Regions from separate parts of the Homo sapiens genome. Here region 2 is linked to region 1. The links are chromatin loops, found by intact Hi-C in ENCODE. Cell type or tissue: heart left ventricle. All regions are shown on one strand. Links, peaks and the distances in the headings refer to the core of each region. The heading gives the core; the rest is flanking DNA. Region 1 holds the start of LOC105376956 (a long non-coding RNA gene). Region 2 has its middle 68 kb from the start of TAMM41.

Region 1 (8,321 bases), core at 105-8,104:
GAGAGTCCATATCAAATGTCTCCCTGCATTTAGATTGGAGAGGACGAAGGCCCTGAGGTCCAAGAACATTGAAACCTGACAGTGGATGCCAACAGCTGTGGGGAGGAGCCTGGTGAGACGCCCATGCTGCCACGTGCCCAGCAACGTTGGAGCCTGCAGCGCTTTTCCCCTGCCCTGCTCTATTTTATCTTTTTTAATAAAGATGGCTCCTGATAAATGACCGTTTCCTGCAAATCTTGTAGTAGCATTGGAAAAGTGGCAGGTGGGTCACAGACACTCTGCTGCTTTGCGCCCTCCCTGCACAGAAAGGGGGCTGTGCAAACCCTAGTTTAGGTGGCATGCAGTCATATGATCCTCTCAGTTACTCAGAAAAATTGAAAGGAAAAGAGACCTCAGGGAAGTATCAGGATGACCCCACCCACAGCAAATCATTATTAGTGGCTCTGAAGGGCTGAGGCTCTGAGTGGGTGCAGGGCAGAGTCCCACACATTGCGCATGGCCTCTCCACACTCACACTGCCTGGTGAACATTTTCAGAAGGACCAGCGGCCCCTTCAGGTCCCGTCTGCCTGTGTTAATCATGCTGAGAGGTTCCCAGGAGGATCCCGAAGGCCTGGGAACCAGTTGTGCTGGGGTCAGAGTGACGGGGGTGTGGTCCCCAAAGTGCCTTAGGGGGCCACTTGTTCTGCTGGGCTCCTGGCTGTCTAGTGTGGCATTGGCCTTTCTGCTGCGATGGTTTCCCCTTTTGCTAAAAGTGGCACGGAGCCATCCCCCCTCAGAGGCCTGACGGAGGAGTGAGCCTTCATCGAGGCCCAGGTTGAAGGGGTGCTTCTGGGTGAGGCAGGTGTCCTGGGGGTCTGGGGAGGGTTGATGGCAAGACACAGCAGCAGCCCCGAGGGATGGAGGGGGTGATGGGAATGGGGGCTTTCATAAGGCAGGTTCCAGTTTCCCAGGAACCCAGTGTTTCCATTTCAGGCAGTGAATCTATGGGTGCAGATGCCCATCAGCACCTATCAGGGAGCTTCTTCATGGGTTCCTAAGGGGCCTGATGAAGGTCCAGAAGGCCCCGCCCATGTGCATGGCCAGTGGCTCGGTGTGCACAGCCTTGAACATATGGTGACCCTGCCCACTACTGATGGTGGTCAGGGACTATCCTGGAGTTCAACCAGTCATATAAGATTCTCCTTCCCCAACAAAGAGCAGGAACGGGAAGCAAGAAGCAGGCTGGGGCAAGCATGGGAGTGTTGTGGAGCCTCTTGTCTCCCCAGTGTGCCACTGTCCTTTAAATCCACTTTGGGGTTGAGGGTCCCCCAGGTGTCAATACTGAATCTCCCTCCACCCAGTGCCAGTTTGCAACCCCAGAGAGAGGGTCCCTGTGGGTCCTGTTTGAGCTCCCCACCAAGGGCCCCTCAGAGTCTGTGCCTCCAACTTGCTGCCGTGCCGTGTCCCCTCTGGGAGTGCCAGCCCTGTGAGAAGAGGAGCCTTCCCCAGGCCTGGCTTTCACTGGCATCGGACAAGTTGTTTCTGGCCTGTGCCCTGTGGTAGACCTTGACATCTCTTCTCTAGAAGCCTGGGCTCCAGGCTCAGCGAGCTGGGCTGAGTCAAGACACCATAGGGAAGGGGCTCCAGGCAACAGGGCAAAACCCACAGACAAAGCTCCTTCCAGTGTCCACCCAGGCCGGGCCTAAGGAGCCATGTGGCCCCAAGTGCAGGCCAGGCTACCTTGGCTTGTTCATCTCCCTTTGTGGCCAGCGGCCTCCTTTTAGAGGAACATTCTTCTTGGGAGGAATTGAGAGCCATAGAGGGTGGGGAGCAGGCCTGAGAAGGGCAGACTCCCTAGAGACAGCCCAGAGAGCAGGGTCAGGCAGTGGGGAAGCTCAAACTCTACCAACCAGCTGAGGACACTGAGGTGCAAGAGAGATCGGGTAGCATTTTCCATGATATCCGGACAGGAACAGATGGCAAAGATTTGCTGTTTACCCCATCCCAGGCTGCACCGCACCCGCCCAGCCACTTCCCAGTTCTCTGCTTTGTCCCCCTTCTCAGGTTCTGAAATCATCCTGCTTTACACCTGTCACTCCCACTGAAGCAGGGACCTTGCCTCCCCCACAGCCACACAGGTCTCGCATCCAGTAGGCCCTCAGTCAATATTTGTGGAATCAGTGAGATGGGATTCAAGCCCGAGATGTGTCTGCAGAGCATTGGAAGTGCAGCCCTGGGTCCGAGAGGCCACCCAGTAGAGCAGGCCTGGGGACCCGCAGGGGCAGTGGACGCCTACTGTGACTCTGGGGAAGGCTGGTGGAACTGTCACTCACTAAGCTTATTTCCTCATCCAATCTTGGGGATCCTGAGCTCCCTACTTGGCAAGCCTCATGGGTTCACAGCTACCTCCAAGGGTTTCCTTCGCAAACTCAAATCAGACTGCTCCTTACTTGCCAGCACCTATTACTAAAGAAGGGGGAGCAGAAAGAATTGGGGTGTCATAGTGACAGTGGTAAGGAGAAGGCAAAGAGTTTTCCACTTCTGGCGATGGTAGCGGTGGCAGCCACCTGGCCCAGGGCACCATCTCTTTTCTCCTGTCTGTACCCTGCTTCCTCTGCCCTGCCACTTCCCCCTTCCTCCCCACTCCGCTCACTGCAGTCTTCTCTCCATCTTTCCAAGGTAGATGCAGCTTGCTGCTCTCCTGATGCCCCAACTAAGGCTATGGCTTCTGGTGCCTGCTGACCTCTTGGACTTTATTTCCCTGGCCCCTCCCCCACCTCCTTTCTGTTTGTCCCAGCCCCACGCCCAACTCCCTCTCCCCCAGCTCGTCCTTTGCCATTCATAATCCCCCCATCTTCATTCCTCTTCTAGGTTTTCTCTGGCTAAATTTTCTTTTATACACTTGCTAATATCTGTCTCCTTTTCCCTAGACTTCCTGTGCAACACGGAATGATGAAAATCTAGACACAGGAATCTCACTCCCAGCCTAGCCAGGACCCAGGTTTTGTGAAGGGGTGTGGGGCGGGAGAAAAAGCAAACCCCACCAAACCAACACCCAGTCTAGAGCCTGATCTAAGTGCCACTCAAAACACGTTTCCTCCCTTTACTTTCCTATATCCTGATAATTCTTCCTGAAAAAGGTGGCCCCTGGGAACTGTCTAAAAGCATCATGGGATGGAAGGGCAAGGGTCCTGAGAGTTGGTCTTGCCATCCCTTTGTTTCCAGTTTTCTTGAAGAAGTCGAGCTCCAGAGAAGAGGTGGGGCCTGTGGGGCATTTTGATTACACTCCAAGTCTAATTCCCAGTCCAGCAATCCTGCCCCCAGAGGCTCCCTTCATCTGTCCACTTGGCCAAGGAAGGGGCGGGTTGGCCCACGACCCCTGCCTGGCTGCAGACAACATCAGAAGGGTGTCCATGTAGTGGGGGCCCCAGAACAATGTCTGCATGGAAAGGGTCCAAGGAGCTGGAGCCCTTTAGCCTCAAGAAGAGCATGAGGCACCCAGCACCCTTCTGAAACCTAAACCAAATTCTGGCCTGAGCCATTTTCACCGTCTGTGCCCTAGAAGGTTGTGAGGCCTCGAAGTGGGTCTTCCTGTTTCCCTGTCTTCTGAGGCCCAGGCCTTTCTCAGAGCCTCCATGGGTCCCACCCCTGTACCCATCACATGGTGTCTGGGCCCTGCCTGCCTGGCTCACACCCCTCACCCTGCTGCCCTATTTCCATCCCTGAAACAGTCCACTGGACACTGCCATTCCCTCTCTTAAAATACTTTCACAGGCCCTGACCGTCCCTTGGTCAATCTAGTGAATGTCACCCCCTCAAAGAAACCCTCCCTGAGCACCCCATCCGCAGTAGGGTCACCCCCATCTTCCACCTTCACTTTTCCTGGTGTCTCCTTCCTAGCCCCTATCTCTATGGGAGTTTTCTTCAGATAGACTAGACTCCCTCGCCCACCCGGGGGGGCCAGCGGGTCTGTCTTCTCTGTCCCTGCACACCAGAGATGATCAATGATCAGTTGCTGACATCAATGAAACAGGAAGGCCCCAGAGGTGCTGGGAGCCGTTCACTGCAGGTGAGAAGGAACCTTGAGGAAGTGGAGAGGACCCGAGTTAGTGTCCTCTCCCCACCCGAAGGGTCAGCTCCTGGCAGCTCTGCGACTCTGTGGCTTGGGGCGCCTCTCCCCTGTGCCCTTGACGGGTGGCCTGCAGGGGACGCGGCCGCACTCGGTCGGCTGTGGTCCTGCAGCAGCCGCGTCCGGGCGAGCGGCACTTAGGAAAGACAAACTCCAAAACCCAGGGCTCCAAAGGACCCATGGGAAGGTCGGGAGGCTCAGGAGAGTGACCCCGCGTCTGGGCCAGCGCTTTGAGGACCCTGTGGACCCAGCGGAGAGGGCCCGGGTGAGGGCTCTGGAGGCGCTGAGCAGGGCCGGGAGCCACGGGACCCGCAGAGGGCGCCCGTCCGCGTGGGGGCAGCAGCGTCTGGAGGGAGGTGGCCCCGGCCGCCCTCAGAAATCAGGCTCAGCCCGGGGGTCCCTGGCTCCGCCTCCCAGGCCGGGCTCTCTTTGCCCAGGCTGGGCGGGGCTGATGGCCGTTGGAAGCCCCGCCCCCCGCCGCTCACCACCTTGTGGCCCCGCTTCCGTCTCCATGGAGACCCGATGCAGCTGGACAGCCTGTCAGCGGCTGCTCTGGAGCCTGGGGCCTGCTCCGTGCGCCCTGTCTGCCCTCCGCGGGCCGTGCTGTCCAGGCTGGCCCGACAGCCTGACTCGAGACACCGGGATGCCTGTCCACGCCTCCACTCCCGGGCCACTTCCCCGTGGGGCGGGCAGTGGGGCAGGGCGGGGTGGGAATCTGCTGCAACCAGGGAAGGGAATTGCCCCCCGGGCACAGAGAGTTTGGAGCCTGGGGTACTGTCACCAACAGCCCAGGACCCCGCAGCTGGGCCCTCCCCTAGAGTCTTCCTGCAGCAGGGCTCTCCTCCCGAAGGGCTGTGAATGTTCCTCGGAGGTGGGGCTAAGCTAGAGCCCAGAGGTTTGCCCTGGGCACGGATCCCCCAGGTCACTCGCCTCCCATGGGCTGCAGTGAAGGAGGCTTTGAAGGGAGGATGGCCGCCTCCTCCCCTGCAAGGATATGAGCCCCAGGGAAGGCATTCCTGCTCTGGGGATTGCCTCCCTCCCAGACATCACAGCCAGCCCTTGCAGAAGCTTGGCCAAGCTGACCACTCTGTCAGTGATCTCTGCAAGGGAAGCTGAAAGAACATCCAGCCCCAATTGTGTTCCCTTTCTGCCTCAGGCTAGGCCATATCTAGGCCTATCAGGGAAGTTGGTCTCTTCATGAGCCCCCCTGCACAGACGTCTAAATGTCCAGAGTCCCAACAGAATAACAAAGGGTTAAAAACCATCTCCATATTGAAGCAGGCCGAGCTGAAGGCTGACTTCTAGGGTGCCCTAGAATGGTGGAAGCTGCACACACCTGACACCACCTAGCAGAGTTGGCTTCCAGAGGAACCTTTCGGTGGGTACCCACTGACCACAGGATGCAGGCCTTCAAGATGTGCCTTCAAGACCTCTGTTCCTGATGTGCCGTCAGGACCTGCGCCATGGGCACCTGCTGGCCTCCCCATTGCTGGAATCCATTTGTGCAGCCCCTGTGGTGATGTGCACACTGGGACTGGTGTTCCCAACTTGCCTGATCATAAAACCACTGGGGACCCGTTCCGTGGAACCAATACTCTCCACACCTCAGGGGCCTTTCTTGTCCGTGCATCTGTACCTCTGTTACCTCTGTCTGGGATGCTTTTCCACTCAAATTTTGTCCCAAGAAAACCCCTTCTGCAACAAGAAAAGCAAATCAAAAGCCAACGGCATTTATTATATCTTTCCCAGGGGCCATAGGCTTGCAGGCCTACCTGGCCAGGCAGATGATCCAAATCTGCCTGAGAGGCATGAGGTGAGGAGCTGGTGCTGGAGGGTATGGTGGCCCTGCCAGGGAGCATCTGTGGTTCCAGCGGCTGCAGCAAGCAGAATGGAGGCCTGGGGCTGCAAGACGTTTTGAAGAGACACAGGAATCAGCATTTTTGTACATGATCTTGGGTGTGTGTGTGTGTGTGTGTGTGTGTGTGTGTGTGTGTTAAACACTGGAGTCATAAAACTTCAGATTAAAAGAAAAACTGCAGAACATAAAACAAAACCCACCTGCAGCTCAGGGCTGGCCTGCAGGCCGCCTGTGACTGGTGCAATTTCCCACCTGTGCTGCCCGTGACCATGGTAAGTCTCCACTGCACACCCCACGGACACAGTCTCAGTCTGTGGCTGCAGCCCCGAGTGTCACAGAGGTCCCTCCCCATTGCCAGGGCTGTCTGACCCTGAGTCTGTGAGCTCCTGTGGGACAGGCGTCAGCTTCTTGACCTGGTTTTCCTTCATAACTGCTCTCTGAGGGTAGTGGCTGGCCAGAGATCCTTTGCCGAATGGATCCTGGAATCCAGCCCTGGTCCCTAGGCCTCTCCCCACTAGAGCTACTTGTCATTGGCAGGCTGGCCACCAGGCCATGCTCTTCTTCCCTTGACTTTCTGTCCCAGGCCTGGAAGGAAGCATCCAGAAGACTCCTCCTAGCACCACAGGACCCAGAGAGCAAGACAACAGAGCAGCAGGGTCACACCCTGGCTTGCAGGGCCAGCTTCTGGCAACTGCCACAGGCCTGCCACACTCAGCCGTAGGTTCCCAAACGCAGCCCAGAACAGCTGCAACTCCTTCTTGGGCCTCCTCTGACTGGTCTATGTGCTAACTAGCAACCTGCCTCTGTCCACAACCCAGGACCCCATGTAGACACAGCAGCTCAGAGGTCTCACTGTTCCTGGGAGCCCCTGCCTCCTCCAGACCTCAGCCCTGCCTGCCTCCAGAGGGGACAGTAGAATTACAACTTCCTCCAGGAAACATATTCACAAACATACTAGAAGGGCCAGGTGGAAGAGCAGTTCTGCTGGCTTTGGGCCTTGAGGTGTTGCGGGATTTTTAAGGAATCAGAGAGACCAATGGGGCTCAGGAGGATATTTATTAATTACTTAGGTGCACCGGCCCAGTCGGATTAACATCCAAAGGACTGAGCCCCAAACGAAGAGTTAACTTTTAAGCATTTTGTGGGTTGGGGGAGATTTGTGCAGGGGAAATACTACAGAAGTGAGAAACAAAGACAGTTATTCAATTGAAACATGCATTACATGATTTCTTACTTTTCTAGGAAAACGTGTTTTGCAACTTGAGTTTATCTGTCTAGTGACCTTGCAGCTGCACAGCTAGGGAAACAGGGTCTTCACAATGCCTGGGAAAGGAGGAGAGATAAGGCTCAACAGCCACAGAAAAACAGGCAGTTAATTTTAAAGGACTCCAGCTCTTTCTCTTTCTCAGAGGGAATTAGGTTTTCTTACATACAACTGAGTTTCTGCTTACACATTCTTTAATTTCTTTTAATTCCTGTTCCAGATGAAGAAAGAAGGGATTTCTTTTCCCACACAGAAACACCCCAAGCAGGAACAGAAACAGATCTTTTGTGCCCACCAATATGTGTCTGTCTTGCCCAGCCTGTCATTGTCCAGGGCTGTGGGTAGTGGAGGAGCCACTGGTTCTTGACTAGTTCTGCAGAAGCCCTGGGTCAAAGGCCTCCGCTGACAGCATCCAGAAGTGTGTGCTTCTCCATCCTGGCCACACTCTCAAATCACTGGGTAAGCCTTCAACACACCAGTGGTTCTCTCAGTCCAAGGAAATCCATGGTGCTGAAGATGGGGCCTAGGCATGAAGTTTTCTTAAAGCTCCAGCTCTCTAGTGAGTTTCCTGCCTTGGCACTCCCGGAGGCATTGCCTGGGCAACTCAGGGGCCTGCAGCCCTACCCAAGGCAGAGCTCCAGGGACTTGCGGGGTCAAAGGTGCCTGGGCAAGCTTCCCAGCATCCCAGTTTCCACACTGGCCACAGGGGTGAGAGCGACTGAGGTTGTGAAGAAAGGAAGGCCACTGACTTTCCAGGCCCTGCTCCACTGGGGAGGGGGGTGCCTGGGGGGCTTCTCTGCACTCTTTGTCTACAGCTTCCTTCAGCAGCAAAGCTGGCTGGAGTTGCCAGGGGATGCTTGCACAGCCTTACGGACCAAGAAATGAGTCCTAACTCACGTGTCCTCCCATACTGAGTAAAAATCTCTGGCCCCCACCATGATTCAGAGCCTGAAGTTCCAGAAACTCAGGAGGCTCAGCACCAGAACTCAGGAGCTCTCAGCCTGGGTGGACCCCTGGGTTTCTTTTCTTTTTTTTTTTTTTCTTTTGAGACAGAGTCTTGCTTTGTCACCCACCCAAGCTGGGCTGCAG
Region 2 (8,321 bases), core at 63-8,062, 960 kb before region 1:
CCCGTCCCAGGCTGCCCCGCACCCACCCAGCCACTTCCCAGTACTCTGCTTTGTCCCCATTCTCGGGTTCTGAAGTCATCCTGTTTTACACCCATAAGGAACAGGGACCTTGCCTCCCTGGCAGCCACACAGCCCTGGCACCCAGGAGGCCCTCAGTCAATATTTGTGGAATCAGTGAAACCCTGGGATTCAAGCCCGAGGTGTGTCTGCAGAGCATTGGAAATGCAGCCCTGAGTCCGTCCCCAAGGTCGCCTGATAGAGCAGGCCTGGGGACCGGCAGGGGAAGCGGATGCCTACCGTGACTCTCGGGAAGACTGGTGGGACTGTCACTAAGCTTATTTGCCTGTCCAATCTTGGGGATCCTGAGCTCCCTACTGGGCAAGCTCGTAGGGGTTCGGCTCCGCTTACGGGTCTCTGGCTCTGCCTCCCAGTCCCGGCTCCGACTCAGCCCAGCCTGGGTGGGGCCGTTGGCCGTTGGGAGCAATGCCCCCGCATTGCATCACTGCCACCTGGCCCTGCCCCCATCTCCATGGAGACCTGAGGCCGCTGGACCAGATGTCAGAAGCTGCTCCAGAGCCTGGTGCATATATATCTTCCATATACTTGCTAGTATCTGTCCCCTTTTCCCCCAGACCTCCTCCTGTGCAACATGGAATGATGAAAATCTAGACACAGGAATCTCACTCCCGGCCTAGCCACGACTCAGGTTTTGTGAAGGGGTATGAGGCGGGAGGAAAAGCAAACCCCATGAAACCAACACCTAGTCTAGAGCCTGATCAAAGTGCCACTCAAAGCACGATTCCTCCCTTTACTTTCCTATAACCTGAGAATTCTTCCTGAAAATGGTGGCCCTTGAGAACCATCTAAAAGCATCATGGGGTGGAGGGGCAAGGGTCCTGAGAGCTGCTCTTGCCATCCCTTGTCCCAGTTTTCTTGAAGCCGAGCTCCAGAGAAGAGGCGGGGCCCGTGGGGCCTTTGGATTACACTCCAAGTCCAATTCCCAGTCCAGCAATCCTGCCCTCAGAGGCTCCCTTCATCTGTCCACTTGGCAAAGGAAGGGGCGGGTCGGCCCACGCCCCCTGTCTGGCTGCAGACGACAACCATCAGAAGGGTGTCTGTGTAGCCGGGGCCCCAGAACCATGTCTGCATGGAAAGGGCCCAAGGAGCTGGAGCCCTGTAGCCTCAAGAAGAGCGTGAGGGACCCAGCTCCGTTCTGAAACCTAAACTGCATTCTGGCCTGTGCCCTAGAAGGTTGTGAAGGCCTCTAAGTGGGTCCTCCTGCTTCCCCATCTTCTGAGGCCCAGGCCTTTCTCAGAGCCTCTGTAGGTCCCACCCCTGGTCCCTTCCCGCCTCAGGCTATGTGACAGTATGACTCCCCACCTATTTATTCATTTCTACGGGAAACACTAGTAAAACAATTCCTCAGCCTTGACCCCAGGGAGCAGCCCCCACTAAACCAGCTGACGTGGCACCCCTGGGTCAATGCCGGCCAGAAGACACTGCTGACACCATACAGAGACCCTGGACACCTATGCCCCCTACAACCCTGGTAATGGTGGCCATGGGATTCCAAGCAGCACACATCTCGGAATCAATATTCTCCCCCACAAAAAATACGTATGTGATTATCCCATGGCCACGTACCTAATCCCGGGGTAGAGAAAAGTACAGAGGAGGAAGCGTTCCATCATTGGAGCACAGCCCTTCCTCCTGGGGGTCCCACCTGTTCTTCCCCATCTGACAAAGTCTGCCTTCCTTGTGGAACCAAAGAGGGCTCAAAGTGAGCCAGCTGTTCCCACTTTTAATTTTCAGCTGCCTGAGGAGGGTCAGAAGTGAGGGCAAAAGACCACCATTCCTGCTCAGAACTCTTCCTGGGCTGGGGTACCAGTGCCCTGCCATGGACATATGGGGCCTCGGTGTCATACTCTACCATACAGTGTCTGGGACCCTGCCCTTCTATTCAGGGAACACGATGGACCTTGAGAATACAATTCTCACAGGAAGCTACCATGCCCCACCATTTTTTCCCCCTTCAACTTGAAAGACTCATTCAAAAGTTACTAACACGAGAACCCAGGGAGTGGCCCCCACTGAAACAAGTTATGAGGAACTGGTGGGTGAACTGTGGCCAGGAGATGCCACAGACAACATACAAAGAGCCACTACTGGACCACCTGAACCCCAAACCACCCAGCTCATGGTGGCCATGGGATTCCAGGCCAAGAACATCTCTGTGCCAATCAAAGAAAAAGCGTTTCACTATCCTATGGCCACCTACCTCATTTTAGAACAAACAAAAGCAGCAGTCCACCATCAGACCATGGTCCCTTCCTCCTGGGGTTCCCACCTGTCCTTCTCTATCCACTGAACTTTCCACCATCCCTCTCCCACTGAAGCAGGCTCACAGCGAGCCAGCTTGTCCCATGTTCAGCATTCAGAAGAAGACCACCATTCCTGCCAGTGCACCTGCCGGCCTGCAGAGGAAGCCGCACAGTTTTAGTAAAGCCCCCCAGCATGACCCTGTGGCTTCCCCCTCCATCCACACCACCAGCAGCAGTGGCAGAGACCCAGAACCTCCCTTGCCCAGCGACAACCATCGTAGGAAGTCAGCGTTGTCTAAGCTGGGCAGCCCGAGGCTGTGACGTCAGCCTCGCCAACAAAAAGCTGGGGCTGCCGCAGGGCTGCCAGACGATGCACCTTTCAATTCTGTTAAGATTTTGTTGCACGCGTCCACCGAAGGAAAGGAGTAATAAGATCACCTCAACATAGTCGCATGACTGAAGACAAAAATCGAGTAGGTGGGGAGGTGAAGCCACACTTCTTGTATTTTACTATATTCATTCTGTCTTTATTACTATTATTTTAATTGGCAAATCATGCTTGTATTCATTCATGGGGTACAATGTGAGGATTAGATAGATGTGTGCACCGTGGAATGAGGAAATCCCGCTACTTAGCATCTCCACCACCTCAGAGAGACCAATTCCACCTGATGTCCTGGAAGTGCTGATCTAAAAACGTTGACCCCATAGTAGTAGCAAATAGATGGATGGTGAACAGGGGCCGGAGAGCGGTAGAGGGAGGGGATGGGGGGTTGTCGGTCAAAGGACCAAAGTCTGGACAGGAGGAAGAGGTTTTGACATCTAGTGCACAGCAGGGTGACCAGAGTCAATGAGAATGTCTTGCATTTTGCAAAATACCTGAGAGAGTCCATGTCAAATGTCTCCCTGCATTTAGATTGGAGAGGACGAAGGCCCTGAGGTCCAAGAACATTGACAGTGGACACCAACGGCTTTGGGGAGGAGCCGGGCGAGATGCCCACGCTGCAGTGTGCCCAGCAAAGTGGGAGTCTGCAGCACTTCTCCCCTGCCCTGCTCTACTTTATCTTTTTTAATAAAGATGGTTCCTGATAAACGACGGTTTCTTGAAAATCTTGTAGTAGCACTGGAAAGGTGGCAGGTGGGTCACACTCTGCTGCTTTGCGCCCTCCTTGCCAACGCAGGCTGTGCAAACCCTAGTTTAGGCGGCATGCAGTCATATGATCCTCTCAGTTTCTCAGAAAAACTGAAAGGAAAAGAGACCTCAGGGAAGTATCAGGATGACCCCACCCACAGCAAATCATTACCAGTGGCTCTGAAGGGCTGAGGCTCTGAGTGGGTGCAGGGCAGAGTCCCACACATTGCGCATGGTCTCCCCACACTCACACTGCCTGGTGAGCATTTTCAGGAGGACCGATGGCCCCTTCAGGTCCCATCTGCCTGTGTTAATCATGCTAAGAGGTGCCCATTGGGAACAGGCTCCAGGAACCAGGGCAAAACCCACAGAGAAAGCCCCTTCCAGGGTCCACCCAGGCCGGGCCTCAGGAGCCATGGGGCCCTAGGTACAGGCCGGGCAACCTTGGGTCGTTCATCTCCCTCTGCGGCCAGCGGCCTCCTTTTCGGGGGACATTTTCAGGAGGGACTGACAGCCATGGAGACGGGGAGCAGGCCTGAGCAGGGCAGGCTTCCTAGAGGCAGCCCAGAGAGCAGGGTCCGGGAGTGGGGGGGCTCCAGCTCCACTGTAAAGGTGAGGAAACTGAGGCTGAAGAGAGATCAGGTAGCATCCCCAATGATATCTGGCCAGGAACAGATGGCAAAGATTCACTGTTTCCACCATCCCAGGCTGCCCCGCGCTCACCCACGTCCCAGTACTCTGCTTTGTCCCCCTTACCAGGTTCTGAAGTCGTCCTATTTTACACCTGTCACTCCCACTGCAGCAGGGACCTTGCCTCCCTCACAGCCACAGAGGCCTCACACCCAGGAGGCCACAAATCAGTTATTTGTGGAATCAGTGAGATGGGATTCAAGCCCTAGGTGTGTCTGCAGAGCATTGGAAGTACAGTACTGGGTCCCCAAGGCCACAGGCAGAGGGGTCCTGGGGACCCGCAGGGGCAGTGGACGCCTACTATGAGTTTCCAGAAGGCTGGTGTGACTGTCACTAAGTTTATTTGCTGGTCCAATTTTTTGGAATCCTGAAATTTCCACTGGGAGAAGCCAGAGTTTCCCACTTCAGCAGGTGCGGTGACCACCTGGCCCAGGGCATCATCTCTTCCTCCTGTCTGGCCCCTGCTTCCCCTCTCCTGCCATCTCCCCATGCCTCCCTGCCCAGGGGTGGGCAGTAGGGCAGGGTGGGGTGGGAATCTGTTGTAACCAGGAAGGGAATTGCCCCCAGGCCAAGAGAGTTTGTAGCCTGGGGTACCGTCACCAACAGCCCGGGACCTGGCAGCTGGGCCCTGCCCTAGAGTCCTTCTGCAGCAGGGCTCTCCTCCCGAGGGGCTGTGAATGTTTCCCCAGGGTGCGGCTAAGCCAGAGCCCAGAGGTTTGCCCCTAGGTCATGGATTCCCCAGGTCACTCGCCTCCTATAGGCTTTAGTGAAGGAGGCACTGAGGGGAGGATGGCTCTTCCCCTGCAAGGAAACGAGCCCCAGGGAAGGCATTCCTGCTCTGGGGACTGCCTCCCTCCCCCACATGAGAGCCAGCCACTGCAGAAGCTTGACCAAGCTGACCTTGATCTCTGCCAGAGAGGCTGAAAGAACATCCAGCCCCACCTGTGGTCCCCTCCCGCCTCAGGCTAGGCTACATCTAGGCCTGCCAGGGAGACTGGTCTCCTCACGAGCCCCCTCGCACAGATGTCTAGATGTCCAGAGTCACAACAGAACACACACAGGGTTAAAAACTATATACTGAAGCAGGCCAAGCTGAAAGCTGGTGCCTCCCCAGGACACGACCCAGCCATGGGGAGCAGGCTTAGGTTCATTTTTGCTGAGTCTGCAATCAAATCAAGAAGCCTCATTTCTTTGGCTTTGTGGTCTCAGCACCAAGCACTTAGGAGGTGCGTTTGTGGAACCTCCTGTCTGGCCTCTAATTCTGGCATGGGTCTGTGCTTGTCATTCAATCCTACTGGCTGGCTAGACCACCTTGCCTTGGCCCCTCCTGTTAGGAATCAGATTGACTGTCTCATCAGAATATTGTTGAATCGGGGAGAGTCTCATACCCCAGGTAGTAGGCAGTGACCTCTGCATGGTACAGTCCTTGTCAGGACCTTTGTCCTCCTTGGCCAGGCTCCAGCTCTGAGCTGGCATTTTCACTATCTCAGGTGCTGGTGTGTAAACACTGTGGTTTCCTTCTGGGTCCTCTTCTCAAGGTTTTCCTCTGCATCTTGCTGGTCGGGAATTGCAGCAACACTTAAAATATTCCTGAGTGTGAAGGTTCTTTCAGCAAACACTATTCATTCATTTATTCAATAAATATTTATTGAGCTTCTACTCCATGTGTCAAGCACTGTTCGAGTTGCTGAACAGTTACTACAGTGCACAAAACAAGAAAATTCCTGTCTTCAGGGTTCCGATTTCAGTGAGGAAAGCCAGACAATAATGGTGATAAATAGAGATCATATGTTGTGTGTTCTATTGGAAATGTGCTCAGGAGAAAGATCGAGCTGGGGTGGGTGGTGTTGGCATGTTAGGTAGAGTGGAAGCAAAGGCTTAAAAGAAGTGGGTGAGTGAGCTGTGTGTGCAACTGGGAACAGCCGGCCTGGCCCTAGGGCTCAGCCAGTGCAAAGACCTGGAGGTCTGCAGGTGCCTGGCTCATTGGGGGAATGGCGAGGAGGCTGGCGTGGCTGAGGGGGAGCCGGCGGAGGGTAAGAGGAGGCAAGGACTCAGAGGTCAAGAGAGCAGGAGTTCGCACAGGGCTCTGGAGTACTCCGCTTTTTACACCGGCAGGGAAGCCTCTTCTGAGCAGAAGAAGAATGCAATCGGGGACCTGAAGCCCTCTGGATGCTGCATGGGCCAGGGACCCAGGAGCGGGTAGGTGGAGGGAGGGAGCCCAGAGAGGCCACTGCAAGGATCCAGGCCAGTGATGACAGTGGCAGGACCAGAGGGGTTGCAGCAGGGGTGGGGGGAAGGGCTGGGTTCCGGACGTCCCTTGAAAGTGGGGCCAACGGCACTTGCTGACAATTATCCATTAGACATCACCATGGCACTGCTGTTCCCATGGCTGTCACATCAGGTCCCCACGTTTGTCCTAGCAGCTGTCATTTCACACAGGGTCGGTGCTTTCTGTGTGTGTGGCCGAGCCTCAGCCGTCTTGCCCACTTGGTTCCTACCACCCCCGGAGCCAACTAATGAAAGGCCCCCTGAACTCTGCTCAGAATTCAGTTAAATGGTTACCAGTCATTATTCTGGAGGTCACAAGATTTACAACTTTCCCAATTCACTATTATAGAACCTAAGACTGGCCTTTTGAGATGCAACCCTTTCATTTCAACCAAAAATCCTTTCAGATTTTTGCATTTCTGACAACCGGATGGTCCCACCTGGACCCCTGACTGTTGGCTCAACCAGTCCTGTGGCCCCACCAGGAAGCAGATTCAGTGCAAAAAGAGCATTTCTCACACCCCTATGACTGCATCCCCAACCGGTCAGCAGCACCCATTCCTCTAGCCCCCGCCCACCAAACCACCCTGGAAAAACCCCAACCTCCACATTTTCAGGGAGATTGATTTGAGCAGCAACTCCATCTCCCAGGTGGCATGGTCAGCCTCACATCAGTTGAACTCTTTATTGCAATGCCACAGTGTCAATGAATTGGTTTTGTCTGTGCAGTGGGCAGGAAGACCCCATCAGGCAATTACAAACCTATGAAGGAAGGTCAAGGTGAGAGGTGAAGCCAGCTGGACTTCCTGGGTCGAGTGGGGACTTGCAGAACTTTTCTGTCTAGTTAGAGGATTGTAAAAACGCACCAATCAGCGCTCTGTGTCTAGCTAAAGGTTTGTAGATGCACCAATCAGCACTCTGTAGAAACACACCAATCAGCGCTCTGTGTCTAGCTAAAAGCTTGTAGACGCACCAATCAGCACTCTGTAAAAACGCACCAATCAGTGCTCTGTGTCTAGCTAAAGGTTTGTAAACGCACCAATCAGCACTCTGTAAAATGGACCAATCAGCACTCTGTAAAATGGACCAATCAGCAGGATGTGGGTGGGGCCAGATAAGGGAATAACAGCTGGCCACCTGAGCCAGTAGAGGCACCCTGCTGGGGTTGCCTTCTACACTGTGGAATCTTTGTTCTTTCACTCTTCACGATAAATCTTGCTGCTGCTTACTCTTTGGGTCCACACTACCTTTATGAGCTGTAACTCTCACTGCGAGGGTCTGTGGCTTCACTCCTGAAGTCAGCGAGACCACGAACCCACTGGAAGGAACAAACAACTCGGGACGCGCCACCTTTAAGAGCTGTAACACTCACTGTGAAGGTCTGCGGCTTCACTCCTGAAGTCAGCGAGACTATGAACCCGCTGGAAGGAACAAACAACTCCGGACCTCCACCTTTAAGAGCTGTAACACTCACTGTGAAGGTCTGCAGCTTCACTCCTGAAGTCAGTGAGACCATGAACCCACCGAAAGGAAGAAACTCCGGACACATCTGAACATCTGAAGTAACAAACTCCGGACACACCATCTTTAAGAACTGTAACACTCACCGCGAGGGTCTGAGGCTTCATTCTTGAAGTCAGCCAGACTGAGAACCCACCGGAAGGAACCAATTCCAGACACAAAGGTTTTCTGATTACCATTCTGATGCTTACCAGCCTCCCAACTTAAAAAAACAAACAAACAAAAACAAAACAAAAAAAACCAACCAGTATGCACAATTTTGCAAGGCAAAGTGGGAAGAAAAAATAATTCCATACCCTTTGGCCCAGTAAAACTGCTTCGAAAACCAAGGAGAAAAAGGCCAGGGGTAGAAAGGGGTTCACTATAGCATTGTTTGCCAATGCAAAGAT

What was found. Hi-C counts contacts between places; a loop is a spot of excess contacts. Peaks named below come from ENCODE experiments on the same cell type or tissue, not always from the same donor. Only the 100,000 strongest peaks of a DNase experiment are listed, where the experiment ranks them.
Region 2: it touches region 1 in a loop (5-fold over the local background); 3 of 110 quality-filtered maps call a loop at or near these places.

The regions. Positions count from the first base shown.
Region 1 is chr3:12,871,703-12,880,023 of GRCh38, forward strand. It overlaps LINC02022 (long intergenic non-protein coding RNA 2022), which reads right to left. Exons shown (of 3, transcript NR_136189.1): 2 at 7,203-7,291; 3 at 5,820-6,012. It overlaps LOC124909346 (a long non-coding RNA gene), which reads left to right. Exons shown (of 2, transcript XR_007095819.1): 2 at 34-217. LOC105376956 (a long non-coding RNA gene) reads left to right here and starts at 6,597. Exons shown (of 5, transcript XR_940601.4): 1 at 6,597-6,685; 2 at 7,453-7,691. RefSeq lists a silencer at 4,329-4,568 and enhancers at 4,462-4,975, 4,976-5,488. In heart left ventricle, for the core only: a CTCF peak has its summit at 4,418 (motif pointing right); DNase peaks (open chromatin) are centred at 4,419 and 4,589; H3K4me3 peaks cover 679 bases; H3K27me3 peaks cover 382 bases.
Region 2 is chr3:11,910,974-11,919,294 of GRCh38, forward strand. It overlaps the pseudogene MARK2P14. Among named protein-coding and RNA genes, the nearest start is that of TAMM41, 68 kb to the left of the region's middle. In heart left ventricle, for the core only: no CTCF peak of the experiment used is centred there; no DNase peak of the experiment used is centred there.